2 separate regions of the Mus musculus genome follow, and region 2 is linked to region 1. The links are chromatin loops, found by intact Hi-C in ENCODE. Cell type or tissue: heart. All regions are shown on one strand. Each heading gives the region's core, and the rest is flanking DNA. Links, peaks and the distances in the headings are about the cores only.

The links. A loop is a pair of places that touch in the nucleus more often than their neighbours do. Peaks named below come from ENCODE experiments on the same cell type or tissue, not always from the same donor. Only the 100,000 strongest peaks of a DNase experiment are listed, where the experiment ranks them.
Region 2: it touches region 1 in a loop (2.1-fold over the local background); 9 of 42 quality-filtered maps call a loop at or near these places.

Annotation. Positions count from the first base shown.
Region 1 is chr16:91,642,923-91,653,351 of GRCm38, forward strand. Gart (phosphoribosylglycinamide formyltransferase) reads right to left here and starts at 4,050. Exons shown (of 22, transcript NM_010256.2): 1 at 3,962-4,050; 2 at 35-224. The coding sequence starts at 179. Son (Son DNA binding protein) reads left to right here and starts at 4,902. Exons shown (of 12, transcript NM_178880.4): 1 at 4,902-5,062; 2 at 8,708-8,874. The coding sequence starts at 4,986. It overlaps Gm36712 (predicted gene, 36712), which reads left to right and starts at 8,846. Exons shown (of 1, transcript NM_001370901.1): 1 at 8,846-10,429. The coding sequence starts at 9,138. The coding sequence ends at 9,494. In heart, for the core only: no CTCF peak of the experiment used is centred there; DNase peaks (open chromatin) are centred at 4,119, 4,869 and 5,369; H3K4me3 peaks cover 4,109 bases; H3K27ac peaks cover 2,890 bases.
Region 2 is chr16:91,594,672-91,602,671 of GRCm38, forward strand. Tmem50b (transmembrane protein 50B) reads right to left here and starts at 3,009. Exons shown (of 7, transcript NM_030018.3): 1 at 2,911-3,009. In heart, for the core only: a CTCF peak has its summit at 4,782 (motif pointing left); DNase peaks (open chromatin) are centred at 630 and 3,130; H3K4me3 peaks cover 2,098 bases; H3K27ac peaks cover 1,360 bases; H3K27me3 peaks cover 1,232 bases.

The sequences.
Region 1 (10,429 bases), core at 1,231-9,230:
TTAACCACCGCTCCCCATTTTGAAACATAATTACCAGCATTGGAGATCTTCCCAGCGCACGCAGTGCCTGCGTTTCCTGGGGCAACCAACACTTGCTTGACCTGAGGAGACTGTGCGAGCTTCCAGGCCAGGGTATGTTCCCTTCCCCCGCTACCGATGACAAGAACTCGGGCTGCCATGGCTGTCTCCGAAGCAGGGATTCAGAAACAAAATGCAACCACCTGCTGAAAGTAAACCATAGGCGACATTTTACATCACATGTATTTTGAAAAACAATTTCTCTTTTTTGGTGGTGTTTCATTTTGTTAATTTTTTATGTGTGCTGGTGTTTTGCCTGCATGTATGCCTGTGTACCACAGCTGTGCTATGTGTTCATGGAGGCCAGAAGAGATTGTTGGATCCACCGGAACTGGGCTTGTAGTACAGGTGGTTGTTAGTCACTAGTTGCTGGTAATCAAACCCCAGACCCCTAGAAGAACAGTCAGTGCTCTTAACCACTGAGCTGTGCCTCCAGCTATTCTTTTTGTTATGAGAAAGTCTTGCTATGTTGCTCAGGCTAGACTCAAACTCATGGGAAACCCCCTGTTTTAGCCACTATCCAAGTGTTAGGATTGCTACCATACCTGGCTGTAAAAATCATAATTTATAAATAGGATTTTCACATAATCATTTGTTTTTATACATGTGACATTTTCATCCAGAGATTCGTTATTTAGAAATTGGGATTTAGGCCAGGCGTGGTGGCGCACGCCTTTAATCCCGACACTTGGGAGGCAGAGGCAGGCCAATTTCTGAGTTTGAGGCCAGCCTGGTTTACAGAGGGAGTTCCAGGATAGCCAGGGCTACACAGAGAAACCCTGTCTCACAAAAAAACAAAAACAAACAAACAAACAAACAAAAAAACCCAACCAACCAACCAACCAACCAAAAACCCCCAAACAAACCCAAAACAAAACAAAAAACCAAAAAACAAGAGCTAGAGAGATGGCTCAGGTTGCTCTTCCAGAGGACCTGGGTTCAGTTCCTAACATTTGTATGGTGGCTAACAACTGTTTGTAACTCTAGATCCAGAGAACCTTTCTTTGATGTCTTCCTTGGGCACAAGGGACACATACATGCAGGAAAAATATTCATAAAATAATAAGCTAAAAAGTCAGACCCCCCCCCTGTAAAAAGCCCCGGGAGGTTAGAATTGGAAAGCTATGACCATCATTTCAGGAAAAGTGGGCATGTGCTAAGGAGGTGGACCCACTTACAGAGACCACACACCTCCGTAACCATAAGCCTACACAAACATCTTTTCCCTGTAATTTACCTAGCCTGTAATATCATAACAGCAAACCCAACAAACCAATTAAAAACCTGCATACTAATACAGCACCTTATCTGAGAAATAATCTACCAACATCCCTCCTCTTTTGGAAGATCTGATAATTATTAACCCTTAGCAAGAAAATGGATTTCGATATTTGCTTATTCGTTCAGGAGATGGGGTCCTGCTACTTTGCTTACCCTAGGCCTGAATTTCTGAGCTCAAGAGATTCTTTTGTGCTGGTGTGTGTTGGCACATTCCCTTAATCCCAGCACTCAGGAGGTAGAGGCAGGAGGATCTCTGAGTTTGGGGCCAGTCTACAGACTAGAGAGTGATCTCTATGACAGCAAGAACTGCAGAGAAACCCTGTCTCCAAAGCCAAAAAAAAAAAAAAAAAAAAAGAAGAAAGAAAGAAAACACACCAGATTCTTGCCCCAGTCTTCAAGTAGCTGGGATAGCAGGCATGTGTCATTATACCCAAATTTAAACCTTGAGGTGGCACAGAGAACAGGCATTAACAGTACACAATTTCTCTGTCAAGGGCCAGGAAATAAATATATTTGAGGGCCATCTGTGCATTGTCCAAACTATGAAGTTTGTATTGTGATGTTGACAGGACATAAGTGAGTGTACATCACCCAGAGGAAGGATTTATGTCCACAGTGGGCAGAGGTCCTTGCCTAGTCAGCACTCTAAGCAACAGGAAGCCATTATGCACAGGAGGGCCATAACAAACTAAGCATATTTTGGGCACTGCAACTTCAACCAGTTTCCTTCAATATTTTTTCCCCTCTGTATCCCTGGTTGACTGAGAACTTGCTACAGCAGGTCTCAGGGCTTCAGCGAGATCCTCTGGCCTCTGCTTCCCTAGTGCTGAGATTACAAGCATGTGCCACCACATCTGGCTCCTCCCACCAGTTTTGTTTGGTATCCACACAAAAACAAGTGGCAGAATCATTTGTCTATTGTCTACAGCTTGCAGGCTTATGATTTGAGATCTTACGGGAGTCTCTAGATTGGAAATCTATTAGAAACCACAATTAAATACTAACATCTCATTTGAATACAAGCATTTGTTAAAAGTTTAGTTCTTAAGAATTAACTGGGGGCTGGTGAGATGGCTCAGTGGGTAAGAGCACCCGACTGCTCTTCCAAAGGTCAGGAGTTCAAATCCCAGCAACCACATGGTGGCTCACAACCACCCGTAATGAGATCTGATGCCCTCTTCTGGTGCGTCTGAAGACAGCTACAGTGTACTTACATATAATAAATAAATAAATCTTTAAAAAAAAAAAAAAAAAAAAAAGAATTAACTGAAACAATTCTTTAAGAAAAAAAGGTGTGTGTGTGTGGGGGGGGGGGGGCTGGAAAGATGGCTCAGTGGTTAAGAGCACTGATGAGGTCCTGAGTTCAATCCCCAGCAACCACATGGTGGCTCACAACCATGTGTAATGGGATCCAATGCCCTCTTCTGGTGTGTCTTCAGACAGTTACAGTGTACTCACATACATAAAATAAACAATTCTTTAAAAAAAAATATTGTATACTACAAAGTACCCAGAAATAGGAAGTACTAATTTGCTATGTGTTGTTACTTCATATACCTAATTGATACCTATTGCTTAGAATAGAAGCCTTGTGTTCAAATTCTAGCACCAATAAAAGGAGGGGGGGGAGCAAAGATATTATCAAGATATTTACTTATGTAGAAGATGGTTACGGAAAGAAGAAAACTGAAATATGTAAATTCTAAATTGATCCTTTACTTTGGGATTACATATTTAAGGAAAACCCAAGCAGACTGGTAAGGTTAAGAACACTTAGTTCTCTTGCAGAGGGCTGGGGTTTAGTCTCCCAGCACCCACAAGGTGGCTCACAAACATCCTAATCTGGGTCTGGAGACTGAATGCTTTCTTCCGGCTTCTTTGGGGCGTTCATTGTATGCACGTGGGCACAAACATACATGTAAGGGACAACGCTCCTACACATAAGATAGACTTTAGTTCAATTCTGTGTCATTTTCTTAGAGAAATAGCTGAAGCCATTAAACTTTTTAAAAAATCTAACTTGAATAAGAAAGCAGTGCAAGAAGACAATTTTCATTTTACTAGTCAGGATCTGTGAAATAGCAGGACTGGTCTCTTCACCAGCAGCGGCTGGGTGCCTGGGCTCCGGTGTCAAGGCCTTACTAGCCGGGAGACTCGGAGAGTCTTTTGTAACTTCTTGGGTGTCAGTTAACTAACAGGCAATTTATAGCGAGAACAAGAGAATAGGGTAAGGAGAGAATAAAAGAATCGGTTAAAACCACTTCCAAATATTTGTTTTGAAAAAGTAGAAACCAAATACGAAAGTGGTCCAGGTAAATGGTTAGTTACTGTGATAAAACTAGAGCGGATAAAAAAACCATCGGTGTACAGGGTCTGTCTTTACAAGGCAGAGATGCACAGAAACCTGGACCCGGCCTCAGAATTAGAAAGCTGGGAAAGAACTACCTGGCCGACCTCCATCAAGGCCGTGCAAAGCACGTGGGCTTTTCGCCAGTCACGCCAGTTTCGTTTCAAGAGTAGCACCGGTCGCTGAGGTTAAACCCATGGGTCAAAGCGTTTAGGCAGTCCACGCATCATCTTAAGAACTAAGGCATTCACGCACCTGCAAGCCCCGCCACGCAGCTCCGGCTCGCACCCGCCACTCGCACCCGCCGGAAGTTGGCCCGGGGAATCCAGCGCGCCCCGGCCTCTGCCCCGCCTCCGATGGACTCGGCTGCTCATTGGCCGCAGCCCGCCTAGGTCCCCGCCCGCGAGGCGACCCGTGGGGGTTCCTCCCGCCTTAGGGTGCGGTCGGAGCCCGCTGCCTAGCCGGGCTCAGAATCCCTGGCACCACGATTAGAGCTGATGATGCTCGTCAGGGGCTGTCACTTAAGGTCCCTGCGTTTACCCCAGAGCCTCCTACACTGGGGGCAGAGCCGAGGCTGCCTGACTGTGGCTGCTCACCAAGCGCCAGGGCGGAGCGGCCAGGGCTGGACTCCGGAGCAGCTCAAGCGCACTGCGTTTAGAACGCAGGTCGCTCAGACGCTCCAGCCTTTGCTAAAAACTACGCGAGGCCGGTTATAGCAAGCATCGAGGCAGAATGGGAATGGCTCCTTTCCAACTCATAGTGGGGACGCGGGACGGGGATTTCTTTCTCATGCACGTCTCCCTGACCAAAGTAAACTTGGCGCTTGCAACAAACGCGTTCGAGCTCCGTGCCGGACAAGCCGAGGCTTTTCTCGTCCCCCAGCTTTTTTTTTTTTCCATGGCCTCTAATCTCAGGCATTTACTCCCTATAGAAAGCCTCTTAGGAGTCCCCGCAGGCTGAGGGGATCAACAGCCGAAGCTGTCGCGGTCGCCTCGGGAGCGACTTCTCCTGTAATGGCGCCTGCGTCAACCACTAACATGGCGGCCGAGTTCGTGCGCGGCGCAAACGTCAGCAGCTCTACCCCGGCGGCTCAGAAACAGCGGAGGAGAGCGGGCCGGTGTTCGCTGATTGGCTCGTGGGTGGAGCGAGCCCGTGCGGACGCTCCCTCACGAGCCAATCAGGAAAGGGATAAAAGGAATTGGCCGCTGCGCCTCCTCCCGAGGCATGCTGGGAGCCTGGAGGACTAGCGAGGAGTAGTTGAGAGAACGGAGCGGACGCCATGGCGGCCGACATCGAGCAGGTTTTCAGGTCTTTCGTGGTCAGTAAATTCCGGGAAATACAACAGGAGCTTTCCAGGTAAACGCTTCCCAGACTTTTCTGCTCCTCGCGGGCTGTTAGGGCTTCATCTAGCCTCCCGTGGCATCTTTCACGGAACGCCGTCGTTTCTCGGCTCAGGCCCCGCTACGGCCCCGCCTGGGCCTGGGATCCATTTTCCGCCCCCCCCCCCACCCCCCCAGTTCCCCGTTCGTTCCTTTCGCGAAAGATCGTCTCTTCCGCGGTGTCGCACACGCCGTTTCTTTCTTCCAGTTAAGACGGTCACCTTTCCCTCGTTTGGACACCCCCTACCCTCCAGCTACTCGGAGGCCCGGCGTCCACCAGGGACGGGCCTAGTTCCCTTCCCAGCTCCTCCTCCGCCGCCGCCTTTCCCCTCCCCCTCCCCGCCTCCGCGCATTTCGCCGGCCGGTGTCTATGGCCGGAAAGGGTCTCTAACGGCCGCTTCTTGGGTAACCTTAAAACTTCTTTATTATTGTACGCTTGCGATCGTTTGGCCACCGCAGTCTATTTATTAGACGATTTGGGCCCCGGTTACTGCTCTGTGCTTCAGACCGGATTAGCACTCTTTTCACAGTTGTAAATTGAAACATCTCAGTTCGATGTAAGATACAAGATCAAATATTCGAGAGGATGATAGGAGGGGGCTTTGGAACTGCTGGATGCGTAATTTGATTGAGTAGAAAGTGGAGTATGTGTTATTTTTGTTATTTTTCCTTGCTACCCCGACTTAACGGACGGATTTTTGTCACTGCCAGTAGACTTCAGAGGTTAGCCTTGGTTCTCAGAATTTAATGTTGAAGAGATCTCCTCAGTTGTTTACTTAGGAAAATAGTGTGGGTTATGTTATAACTTAAGGAAATATTCAGAGGTAAATATTTTTTACTTTTATTTTTTAACGAATGGTTTAAGTTGAGAACAGAGCAATACATAAGTTAGAAAAATCATCTGATAAGCAGTTGTAAATTATATGCCCAAATTACCTGGGACTGTGGATAGAATAATGTTAATCATATTTTATTGCAGAAATTGTTTTTTTTTCAAGATAGGGTGTTTTTGTTTGTTGCTGTTTTTGTTTTCTTTCTTTTTTTTTTTTTTCTTTTTTGTGGACAGGCTCTAATGTCATGGCTTACAGCTTTGTAGCTGAAGCTGCCCTGTTGTCATCTTTCAATCAATGGTGGCGTCACAATTTTTTTTTTAAATAAAAATATTTATACACTGTGTTGCTTTTTAACATTTTGAGACATTGGGTATTTTTTTTTGTTTGTTTAATGAGATGAAACATAAACTAAGGGAATATCATTTTACCTGGAAACCTTTGATTTTTGAGTCAGGGTCTCACTAGGTAGTCCTGGCTGACTTAGAATTCACTGTGTAGATTAGGCCGGCCTTGCCCTAATAGGAATCTGCCTGCCTCTGCTGGGATTAAAGGCCAGTGCTACCACCATTCTGAAACTCAAGCAGTCTCTTGTACTGGTTGTATTTACTTTTTTGTAGGGTGGGGGTTGGAGACTGGGTTTCTTTGTGTGGCTCTGAAGACCAGGCTGGCCTTGAACTTTAGAGATCCACCCGCCTCTGCTTCTGTAAAAGGCTTGTGCCATCGTGCCCTTTTAATGTGTTTTCTCTTAGTGTGGTCATTTTGTATTGTATTTTAGACATAATAGATTATGAGCAGGTTTGTCCTTCAAAGTCTCAATTATTGGAACACTTTTCATAACTACATAAATTCCTTTTTAGGATATTTATTGTTGGACAGATAAATGGTTTAAAATTCTAACTGCTTTTTAGTAATTGTAATTAACATTCTGGTAGCTTTAAGGAAAATTATTTTTTATAGATTGATTTGACTTTTCTTTTCTTTTCTTTTCTTTTCTTTCTTTCTTTCTTTCTTTCTTTCTTTCTTTCTTTCTTTCTTTTTTTTTTTTAAAGAAAGCTCTCCCTGCCTCTGCTTCTGCTTCACAGTGCCTGAATTGTCCTCCTGCCCAGCCCTAGATGACTGGAACAAACCTCTAATCCTAGTGCTCACAAGGCAGAGGCAAGAAAATCAATCCCTGTGAGGTAGTTGGTCTACAGTAGTGAGTTCTAGGCCAGACAAAGTAGAGAGACCCTATCTTAAAAAAAAAAAAAAAAAAAAGTGTAAGTGAGAGCATTAGAAAAACCAGCCTGGTTTATGGCATAATCAGTATAAAAACATTTTTTTTTAATTTGCCATTTGAGTGAGCTACTTTCCCCCTATTTGCTTATATATCAGTATAGGTGGTGAGACTAACACACAATTTATTGCATACAGTTTTTTCCTCCATTTATAGAAACAATAATAGTCCTGGTTGTGGACTCTTGTTAAAATTTCATGGTTTTTAAAAATAGGTGGCAGGCCAGGTATGGTGGTGCAGGCCTTTAGTCCCAGCAGATGGGCAGAGGTGGGCACATATCTCTTGAGTTTTAGACTGCCAGGGCTACATAGTGAGGCCTTTGTCTTGGAAATAAAACAAAAGAAAGTGGCACTAGTATGTATGTATTTAGAAATGTTATTAGCCTAACAAGGTTTGTGTGTTAGAAAACCAATCATTCCTCACTAAAGTGTTCTGTTTCTTTAATAAAACTGTTAGCAGGTAGCAGTTTTATGTGCATTCAGGTAGCAAAATTCTAATTCAAACTGAATGCATTTTAAATTTTTTGCAAGTTTATCCAAAAATAGTAAAAAATGTTTATGTGAATGACCTTGTTTTATCTATGGTGATGCTCTGGCCCTGTGATCTGAAGACAAGCTATTGATCATTTTACTATTAGTATAAATGAATTGCCACTTGTTCTGTGTAAAATTCTTGAATTTCATAAGTTGTTTAGTAAGCAGACTTTTAAGTACAAGTTTTTTTTTTTTGTTTGTTTGTTTGTTTTTTGGTTTTTTGAGACAGGGTTTCTCTGCATAGCCCTGGCTGTCCTGGAACTCACTTTGTAGACCAGGCTGGCCTTGAACTCTGGAATCCGCTTGCCTCTGCCTCCCTAGTGCTGGGATTAAAGGCGTGCACCACCACGCCCGGCACATGGTTTTCTTTTTAAAATTTACAGCATTTCAGTTACAGTCTGAATATGAAGAGGCTACAAGCAGCCCTTTACACAGTGTTTGCCTGGATGGTTTGTGATCAGTGCACAGTGTGGCTTTCTACCATAATGCTTGGTCGTCTGTTTTTCTTTGTGAATGTGAATTAGCTCATTGTTACTTAGGTAACTGGAAGCTTTAAGTTGTTTTAATCATAACAATTATATTTTTTTCTTTTTCTTTCTTTATTTTTTTGGGGGTGGATGGGGGACGGGTTTTCTGTGTTGTCCTGGAACTTTCAATGTAAACCAGGCTGGTCTTCAACTCAACAGGGATCCTCCTGCCTCTGCCTCCTGAGTGCTGAGGGAGGGCTGGGATTAAAGGCCACCACTTGTAGCTTATCTTATTTTGAAAACACAGTTGGACGTCTGATTTTAAAAGTTCTTTAACTGTCTTAGTTCTTGAAACTTTATGTACTAATGGCAAACATCTGAAATAGAAAATCTTGAGGCTTATGGGTAGCATAATATAATGTAAGATCATGTTAATTACGTTATTAATGTCGAATTACCGATTTATTATAGTATGATGGAAGTATTAATGAACTTTGAAATGTTTTTCTTGTCAAGTGGAAGGAGTGAAGGCCAGCTGAATGGTGAAACAAATCCACCCATTGAAGGGAACCAGGCAGGTGACACAGCTGCCTCTGCAAGGAGTCTCCCAAATGAAGAAATAGTGCAGAAGATAGAGGAGGTCCTCTCTGGGGTCTTAGATACGGAGCTGCGGTACAAGCCCGGTAAGCTGACGCTCACTGTCAGTTTCAAAAATCTTTTGAAAAATTTGAATGTTAATTGCACTATTTTTAGGTTATTTTTTTCATAGTGTCTTTGAAAATAGTCTACTCAAACAGGGGCATTGAAGTTCTTGTTTCACTGGTAAAATAAGATTTTTCTTTTTATTTAATTCAATTTTGTTGTAACTCAATGTCAGGATTTTTCTGTGTATTTTCTTTGAAGGGTTGTGTAAATAACTCGTTTAAAAGTAGCTCTTGGAGCCATAATGATCCTGCAACAGCCCCTGGAGCAAGGTCCCCCAAATCGGGACCCACGGGCCACCACTGGGGTGACTCGTGGACTGGACGCCAGGGAACCTTTGCACAGGCAGTTCCTGTCTGAGGAGAACATGGCCACCCATTTCTTCCAACTCAGCCTACGTAATTACCACCACTACTGCAGCCCCCCTGTGACTTTTTCCGAAGCCCTGCCACCACTCAGGAGCCCTTGCCCAGAGCCACTTCTCTGGCGCTATACCAGGAGCCTGATTCCTGAAGCCCTCAGGCTGCTGAGGCTGGGGTATACCCCTAGTCCCTACTACCCTGCATCCCCAGCTGGGATATCATGGGGGTCTGGGTGTTGATGGCCTGTGTCCCTCCCCATCTTCTTCCTGACATCAAACACCAGCAACTCCTAGAGAGGGATGAAGTCCTTCTCCAAACCAGGTGCCTGGCCACCAGGACCTTCCCCCTGACAGGAGGACACTAGCTTGGTGGAACCCTCAGTGAGAGACAGCTTGGGACCCCATTAGTGATAAAGACCTGTGAGCAGTTAAAAAAAAAAAAAAAGTAGCTCTTGGTGTGTTTTTCCTCCCTTAATTTTTGTTTGGTACATTTGGGTGTTTGCGTGTACTGAGCCACACATGTGTGGTTGGGGCTGAGGAAAGCAAGAGGAGGAAAGTCTTGGGTCCCCCAGACTTGGAGGATGGGCAGCTGTAAGAACAGTGTAAGCTCTTCAGCAGATTGTTCTAGCTCTGAAGTGTCAATTTTATAAGCTGCAATATCCTGAACTAAATCTCTACTGGTTTTAAACCACATTACATTTTGTTTTAAAGCCCATGCTTAAAAGTTGACTTGTTTGTACAAAGCAGGTTGAGGCACTTTCGTTGTATACAATTTCTTTTTTGGAATTGATTAAATAATGGGTGATTAAAAATGAAGAATCTGTGGTTAATCACAAGACTAAATTATTAAGTATAGGAGTTAGGTATATAGTATGGTTCATAAGACAGTTTAAAATAACAACTAGTCTGGCTTAGATCATGTCTGGTTAGGTATAAACTACCTTTTCATGCTGTGAAATAAGCATTAAAAATTGATTGATTTTCTTTTGGTATGATGCCATGTTGGTGTTGGTGTTTTTTCTCTATAGTAGGAATCACTGGTATATTTGACTAGCCATTTCCTTAAGATTTATCTTATTTATAATCTATAGGGTAAATTTTACTGTGCGGTTTTAAGATAGTGTAAACTGTCTTATTTGTAATAGGCAAGTTGAAATGTTAGGTCTGTATTCAAG
Region 2 (8,000 bases), core at 1-8,000, 49 kb before region 1:
GCAAGAAACTATCTCAAGCAAACAATTATGTGTGGAGGGTGGATGTCAGGAATCAAAGGAAACTAGAGAACCAGAAGCAGAAGTTCACATAAAAATGACAAGAGAGATTACAGAGAAAATAACAACAAAATATTTCCAGGGTCCCTAGAGACTATACTTCTACATTGTTTGTATTCAAGGGGTTCAAATACCCAACTCGGGGATGAAAACAGAGCCACACGCCACATTAAACTCACAGAGAAGTGGCACTTCTCTGTGATGAGTGGGGAAATGGCCCAGGGTCTGAGGAGTGCTTAACAGCAGCCCAGGAGCAGGTCAGGGTGGGGCGAAGCTGCAGAACCTAGAGAGAATCTATTAGCCAACTGTATCAATCAGGGCGAGGAAGAGAACCGAAGCAGGGCCTCAGGGGCTCACAAACGGTCACCTCTCAGCAAACCCCAACAGCCTTTGAGCACCACTAGAGAGGGTAAACCCCTCAACCTAATGCATGCTACAGGAGAGAGCCAACCCAGGGAGGAACGCTAAGGAAGCCAGCTGTGCCCTGAGGCAGAGCATGGCAGGCCAAATGGAAGCAGCGCACAGCCCCAACTGCTCTGGCAGCCTCCAACCTGTGCTGATGGCCCTGGAGCCTGGCCCAGAGTCCTCCCTCCCTCCAATTGGCAGGGCTGGCTTCATCTTGATGGCACGCTGATGCCTTCCTCCTGTAAGCCCTGAGACCCACTGGGCCTTGCCTCACAGAGAGCAAGGTTTGACTGTGATGGACCCTGGAGAGTGCAGACAAGCTGCGGGTGAACAAAACGCAGGAATGACTGTATCTGCTGTCCTTCCAGCCCTTGGAATGGAGCCCTCCAGATGCCCTGGCTAGGCCCAGCTTTGGTGTTTAGGACTCTCTCCTACAAGGTGAAGCAACCAAAATGTCTATCAGTAAGAGACCAAAAACACATTATTGTACATCCAAATAACAGCACACGGCTTTTGAAATTGTATATATGTGATCCTGTGTGGAGTGCATCTGAGTGCAGGTGCCCACAGAGGCCAAAGTCATGGGATTCCCTGGAGTGTGAGTTTCAGGGGAGCTGTGAGTCTGATGTGGCTTCAGTCAAGAAACTGAACTTGGGTCCTCTTTCATAGCAGGGAGCACTCAACCTCTGAGCCACCTCTCCAGCCCTCTTAGCAACTTTTAAAATTTTAATTAAAAAAAAAAAAGATTAGTCTACATACATCAATGTGTAAATGTGTCATTATCTGTTGCCAAATAGCATTGTGTTATGATGGCCTCCTTAAGAGTAGAACTGGGGGGCTGTCGAGATGGCTCAGTGGTTAAGAGCGTCGACTGCTCTTCTGAAGGTCCCGAGTTCAAATCCCAGCAACCACATGGTGGCTCACAACCATCCGTAACAAAATCTGATGCTCTCTTCTGGAGTATCTGAGGACAGCTACAGTGTACTTACATATAATAAATAATTAAAAAAAAAAGAGTAGAACTGGGACATAAAGAGTGGAGAGTGAAGGAGAGAATTTTGAGGAACTCCCCCAGCCTTTTTTTCAAGACAGGGTTTCTCTGTATAGTCCTGGCAGTCCTGGAACTGGAGCTGTAGACAAGACTGGCCTCACCTGCCTGAGTGCTGGGATTTAAGGCGTGCTGGAGGGTTTCACTTTTTATTTGCTGTTTCTGTATTGTCTGAAAACTTTACTTGATAATCTTCTTCAATGTTTATTACATTAAAAGACACATAAGGACTAAGCAAGATTGATTCTTTAATCAATTGACCCCAGTAGTGAATTTAGAAAACCAAAACCAAAACCAAACAACGCAATAGCGTTGAAGGCTGCTGTCTAGCTGATAGAGGAAGAATGGGGAGGATCAAAGGGTGTGTCTCCTGAAGAGGAAAAAACTACATCCTCACCCCGTTCCGATTAAACCTGCTTTTCTTGAAGCATCGCTATGCAAATTAACCTCTGGGTTTCATTTTTAGGATCAGGAAGTCTTTGAACACTATGCTCGTTTAAGTGTTTAAATTGCTTGGCTCTGGTTTTTGGAAGCCGCACACAGGTAGAAAAGACAAACGAGAAAGGAGGATGAGAAGCCTGGGAATAAGCGCCCCTGGAATTATCTAGAAATGGGATTTGTGGTACAAATAGGGTGAAGAGTTGGAGCGCGAAGGATGCACGGGGGGGTAGGGGGGTGGATGTTGTTGAGGGTGAGCATATCTACTCCAGCGAGAGGTTTGAATTCCCACGCCCCTCCTCCCATCGCAGCAGCAAGGTGGAAGAGCGAGCCCAGCCCTCTGCTGCTACGGTCGGAAAGGTCACGTATCTACCCACCTCTCAGGCTCAAGTACCTTCCAGTGGTGAAAACCAACTTACTGGCTAAAGACCAAAATGGCCTAGCCTACAACGACCACTGCTCTGCTACTTCTCTGAAAAGGCCACTCGCCACTTAGGATGAATTCCCAAAGACTTCCCTCCCTCTCCTCCCTCTCCTCCCTCTCCTCCCTCTCCCCCCAGCGCTTGCAGGATGGAGGGGAAAGTCAAGGATACAAGGACAGTTCCTGGCAACGGCTCCGAGCAAACGGGAGGGTCGCTCGTCCCCAGACGCTCGTGGGGCCTCGGTGGCGGCTGCGGCGGTGCCCCACAGGACCTCCATCCCCTACCGATCGCCTTGGGGACCTCCCCAGACTCAGGACGAGATGCGCGGCGGAGCGGCCTGCCTCGGCTGAGCGCGGGTCACGGCGGCGTCAGGGCCACGGGGCGCCGAGAGGACGCGGGCGCAGGCCGGGCCCCGCCGGTCGCCCGCGCGCTCCTTGGCACCGACACGGGCGGCGCCACAGAACCTCAGGCCGCGCCGGGCCGGCGCCCTGCGTTCGATCGGCAGATCACAGAAACCCGAGACCTGCCAACCGCACTCACCCGGCTACCTGCGAAGTCTACACCGAGCCCAGGCAGGAGCAGGGACGTCGAGGGCGCGCGTCTGTCCGGGAAGCAGCGGCCCGATCAACCTCAGTCCGGGAGCCGGGGGCCGGCGGCGGGCGGGAGGCCAGGGCGCCGGTGGGGCGGGGGCGAGGCGCCGTGCGCACCGCAGGAACCAATGGGATTGCAGCAAGTGGCCTGCGTGGGCGGGGCATAACCCCTGGAGGCGGGACCGGGACCTCAGAGGCGGAACGGGGCTGGACCCGTGCGCTCTGCGGAGACCAATCATAGTGCGACCGATTAGATAGAGGGCGGGGCTTGATTCCTGAGGGCGGGGCTGGCGCGGTGCTCTACCTGCGTCCTGGAGCTGAGGTCCGGACCTCTCCTGCTGCGGTTTGCGGTAGTAGTGTAAACTCAAGCGCCTCAGCATCGGTGAGAGCACCGGTACGGGGAACCCAAGCCTATTACGCAAGGTCCTCTTGCATATCAGCAGTTGAGCATTGTTCACCAGCTGCCGAGAGTCGAGAACGCACTCCAAGACGTTCAAAAACCAAGACCTCAGAAGATGAAGTTACAGGTCCAGGGATCCCAGTCAGTACTGGTTTTCTGAGGGTACCCGCAAAGCAAAGCTACATAGCTATTTCAGCCTGATTCCTTTTTCCGTCTATCCAAATAGATTTTTGGCTTGTTTTGGGAGCAAATCTTTACTTATCTCCTTTAGAGATACTGCCTCTGGATTTTTCAGCATAACTTCAAAAACCACATTTCCTACAGAATATAAATGCAGTTAAAGAAAGATGCAAAGTCCAAGTTACTACTACATTGAAGGTAAAAACACACTTCACCTAGATAGAGTAAAGCAAAAAGATTTTTGTGTCACGTAACTGTCACAAATGACATCCTGGATCCTGTTACTCCTGTAGTTCTTGTATATAATCTAGGATTTAGGTATTCAATAAATATTCACTGCATAAATTCCTTTTTGGAGTATGGGATTATGCACACACACTAACAAGCAAGAGGGGCAGCAGAAGGGAACATCTTTAGGTATCTGTCCCAGAGCTAGGGAATGTAGTTCAGTTGGTACATTATTTAGCCTTAAATACATAAGGCTCTGGCTTGTATCCCAAGCATCATATAAACAGGTGTGGTGATACATGCCTGTGATCCCTGCATTCCAAAATGTCTCAGCTTGGGTATGATCATGGTCTCAAGCATATTTCTATTTCCAGTCAGACTGGATTACACAGCAAATTCAAGACCAAACCGAGCCGGGCGTGGTGGCGCACGCCTTTAATCCCAGCACTTGGGAGGCAGAGGCAGGTGGATTTCTGAGTTCCAGGCCAGCCTGGTCTACAAAGTGAGTTCCAGGACAGCCAGGGCTATACAGAGAAACCCTGTCTCGAAAAAAACAAAAACAAAAACAAAACAAAACAAAACAAAACAAAAGATCAAGCTGAAGTGAGGTCCTGTCTCAAAACTACTGGAGGATCTGGGATATAGTGTAGTAGTAGTGCGTTGCCTGTCCAGAATGTGCCGTCTGCTTTCACTTCTCCATCAGTTAAAAAGGGGGGCAAGGGGGACTGGGAAGATGCTCTACCGGAGGACCCAGAGTGGGGCTCACATCCACCTGTAACTCCAGATCCAGGGGCCACCTTCCTCTTCTGGATTCCCTGGACATCAAGCATGCAAATGGTGCACATATATGCATTCAGGCAAAACAAAAATACACAGGCTGGAGAGATGGCTCAATGGTTAAGAGCACCAACTGCTCTTCCAGAGGTCCTGAGTTTAATTCCCAACAACCACATGGTGACTCACAACCATCTACAATGGAGTCTGGTGCCCTCTTCTGGTGTGTCTGAAGAGAGCAATGGTATACTTATATACATGAAATAAATAAATAAATAGGGAAATAAAACCACTCATACACATAAAATGAGTTTGAATATTGAAGAAAAAGACCAGACCTCCATACATGCATTACTTGAATTGGAACTCCACCAAATGCTATGCAATCATATACTTTGGTGGTTTTGTTTTGTCTTGTTGCTGATTTTTTTGATTGTTTGTTTCCAAGACATGGTTTTCCTGTGTAACAGTGCCCTGGTTGCCCTGGAACTTGCTTTGTAGACCAGACTGATCTCCATCTCATAGAGATCCACCTGTCTCTGCCTCCGAGTGAGCCAGCACACCCTGCTGCTCATATACGTTGTTAGATTCTGGCCTGAGCACCTGTCTGTCGAGGCTCCCCAGGCTGGGGAGATTTTGAAACTTGCCACGGCACTCCAGTCGAGTCAGCCTGTCAGGCAGGGATGCCTAAAAGCTGCTCATGAGGCAAAAAGAGTTTCAAGGAAGCTCTCCTCCTGGAGTCTGGAGTTCTCTTAATTCTCCATTCCCGCGTTAATCTAGTGTATGGATCCACATGCTCTCTTTCAGTATCATCCTATTATAAGTGCCTTTTAAGATTGAATTCTGACATAGCTAAAGCCTCAGTGTTCCAACAGTCCTAGAACGTCCTTGAGCTAGACAGTGACATTCAGAATAGCCTCTCGTATTACACTATCAATAAAAGCCAAGTCGCTCCCATATACAGGAATTTACAATGGTTTAGGAAGTAGATTGGGCTGTGGTTTTAGAGTATTGCATTATTCTTGAGACGGTTAGCTAGAACGGAACTCCCTAGTTAGAACCATGACTTGGGTGTGAAAGCCCTTGCCCTAGGAGAGTAAAGACCTCACACCTGGCTTCTAAGACTATAGCTGAGTTACACCCATACACACACACACACACACACACACACACACACACACACACACGTATTTACAATGGCCTAAGGGGAAGGTGGACTATTCAACAGACTAAAATAGGAACTATGGCAAGGGCATGAAGCCCTTGACCCTGGCTTCTAAGATAGTGAATCTTAGGTGGAGCCCTTTTTCTTTCTTTTTTTTTTTTTTAAAGATTTATTTATTTATTATATGTAAGTACACTGTAGGTGTCTTCAGACACACCAGAAGAGGGCGTCAGATCTTGTTACGGATGGTTGTGAGCCACCATGTGGTTGCTGGGACTTGAACACTGGACCTTTGGCAGAGCAGTTGGGTGCTCTTACCCACTGAGCCATCTCACCAGCCCAGGTGGAGCCCTTTTTGATCCCAGTTGTTAACAATGAATTCTATCCCAGGTGGTTCCTGTTAGACCTTCTGTGTTTGCATTCCTCTGTTTTATGTAAGAATCCAGTAACCTCTTTGTACCTTGCTTGTACTTTTGGTGTGTCACCCAACTTCCTTATTGTCTTCTGCATAAAAAGTCCGACGCTCGATTTGACAAATTACATTCAGATTCCACACGACCTCTCCTGTGTGCATCTGTTTGTCCCTCATCCTACACTTTGTCCACCCACGACTAGAGACCCATTCCACGCAGACAAAGGGGCCCAGAGGGTCTGCGGCAGAAACTTTGGGATCCTTTTCTGCCTTGGACCAGAGCCGAAGATCCACTTCACCCAAAACAGCCAATGAGCTCTACTCCAGAAAGAAACCTACCAAGAACAGAGAGCAGTTCAGGCTGGGTGGGCTGTTCTGATTCGTCCTTAACTGCCAGCCAAGGACTGTACTACTAACGGTGCAATTCATAGCCCATCTTCTAAGAGTGCAAAGCAAACCCTACTCCATGGGAACTAAAAGATTGCAGTGGGCTGTTTCCACATGGAAGTGTAAACACTTTCAAATACTGCGTCTCCTCTTCAGAGGGTTTACTGTGTTGAGTAACAGAACGGCTTCACCCACTAGCTTTACTTTAGAAACACCTCTGTCACCTGGGTCATGGTGATTATTGCTGAGGTTCCTCTTCAGAAGTCAGGCCTGCATATGAGGTGACACTTTATGGCACTTGTACTAAAAGCTTTACCCTCTGATCGCACCAATGCTACCATTTCCTTAACGCGTGTGACATGAAGATTTATTGCACACATGCAGACATGGCTAGGGGAGAGCCATGGGAGAGTGTCGTGACTGCTCTAATTGATGTGGGAAGACTTGGCCTGAGAAAGGGGCACCGTTCCCTGGTTTGGGGGCCTGGATAGTGTAAGAGAATGTGTGCTGAGCAGGGGACAGGCGTGCGCTGTCTGCTCTTGGCTGTAGGTCTGATGTGACTGGCTGTTTTAAGTTCCTGCAGCCCCGACTTCTCTGATGGACTGAAACCCTATATTATAAGCCAAAAATGAACCCTCTCTGCAGGTTGTCTTTTGTCTGGGTATTTTATCACAGCGACAGACATAGCACTAGGACACCTCCAGTGTGAGAGAGAGAGATTGCGTCTGGAAGAAGAGGAAACGAGACTTTCTGTGGTGGAGACTAACAAACTGTTTAGTTTGCTTCTTTTCGTGACAAGGAACAGAAAAACGTCACCTCATATTGGCTTAAATAATAAAATTAATGTGACTTGTAAATCTGGGGGGAAGTGTGGTAAGGGGTATGATCTGAAAGTAACGCCTCCTCAGACCTGGTTCGTATATTGAAATCCTATGGCTGATCTCAAGGATGGTGGCCTCGGGAACAGGGTTAAAGCCCTTGTAAACAGAGCTCTCTGTGCCTGGGAGCTGGCTTAGGGGAGAGGGGCTTGCTGACAGGGCTGGAGAACTAGGGTGATCACTGGATTTCATGAAGTAGGAGAGAACCAATTCCTTCAAATTGTCCTCTGGCTTCCACATACACACATACACAATAAAATAATCCACATACAAGTGGGCATGCACTCATACACAATAAAATAAATGGATGGGGCTGGAGAGATGGCTCAGTGGTTAAGAGCACTGAAGGCTCTTCAGGAGGTCCTGAGTGCAATTCCCAGCAACCACATGGTGGCTCACAACCATTTGTAATGGAATCAGATGCCTTCCTCTGGTATGTCTGAAGACAGTGATAGTGTACGTATACATCAAATAAATAAATAAATAAATAAATAATAAAATCTTTTTAAAAAAATAAATAGATGGGGGCTGGAGAGATGACTCAGTGGGTAAGAGCACCAACTGCTCTTCCGAAGGTCCAGAGTTCAAATCCCAGCAACCTCATGGTGGCTCACAA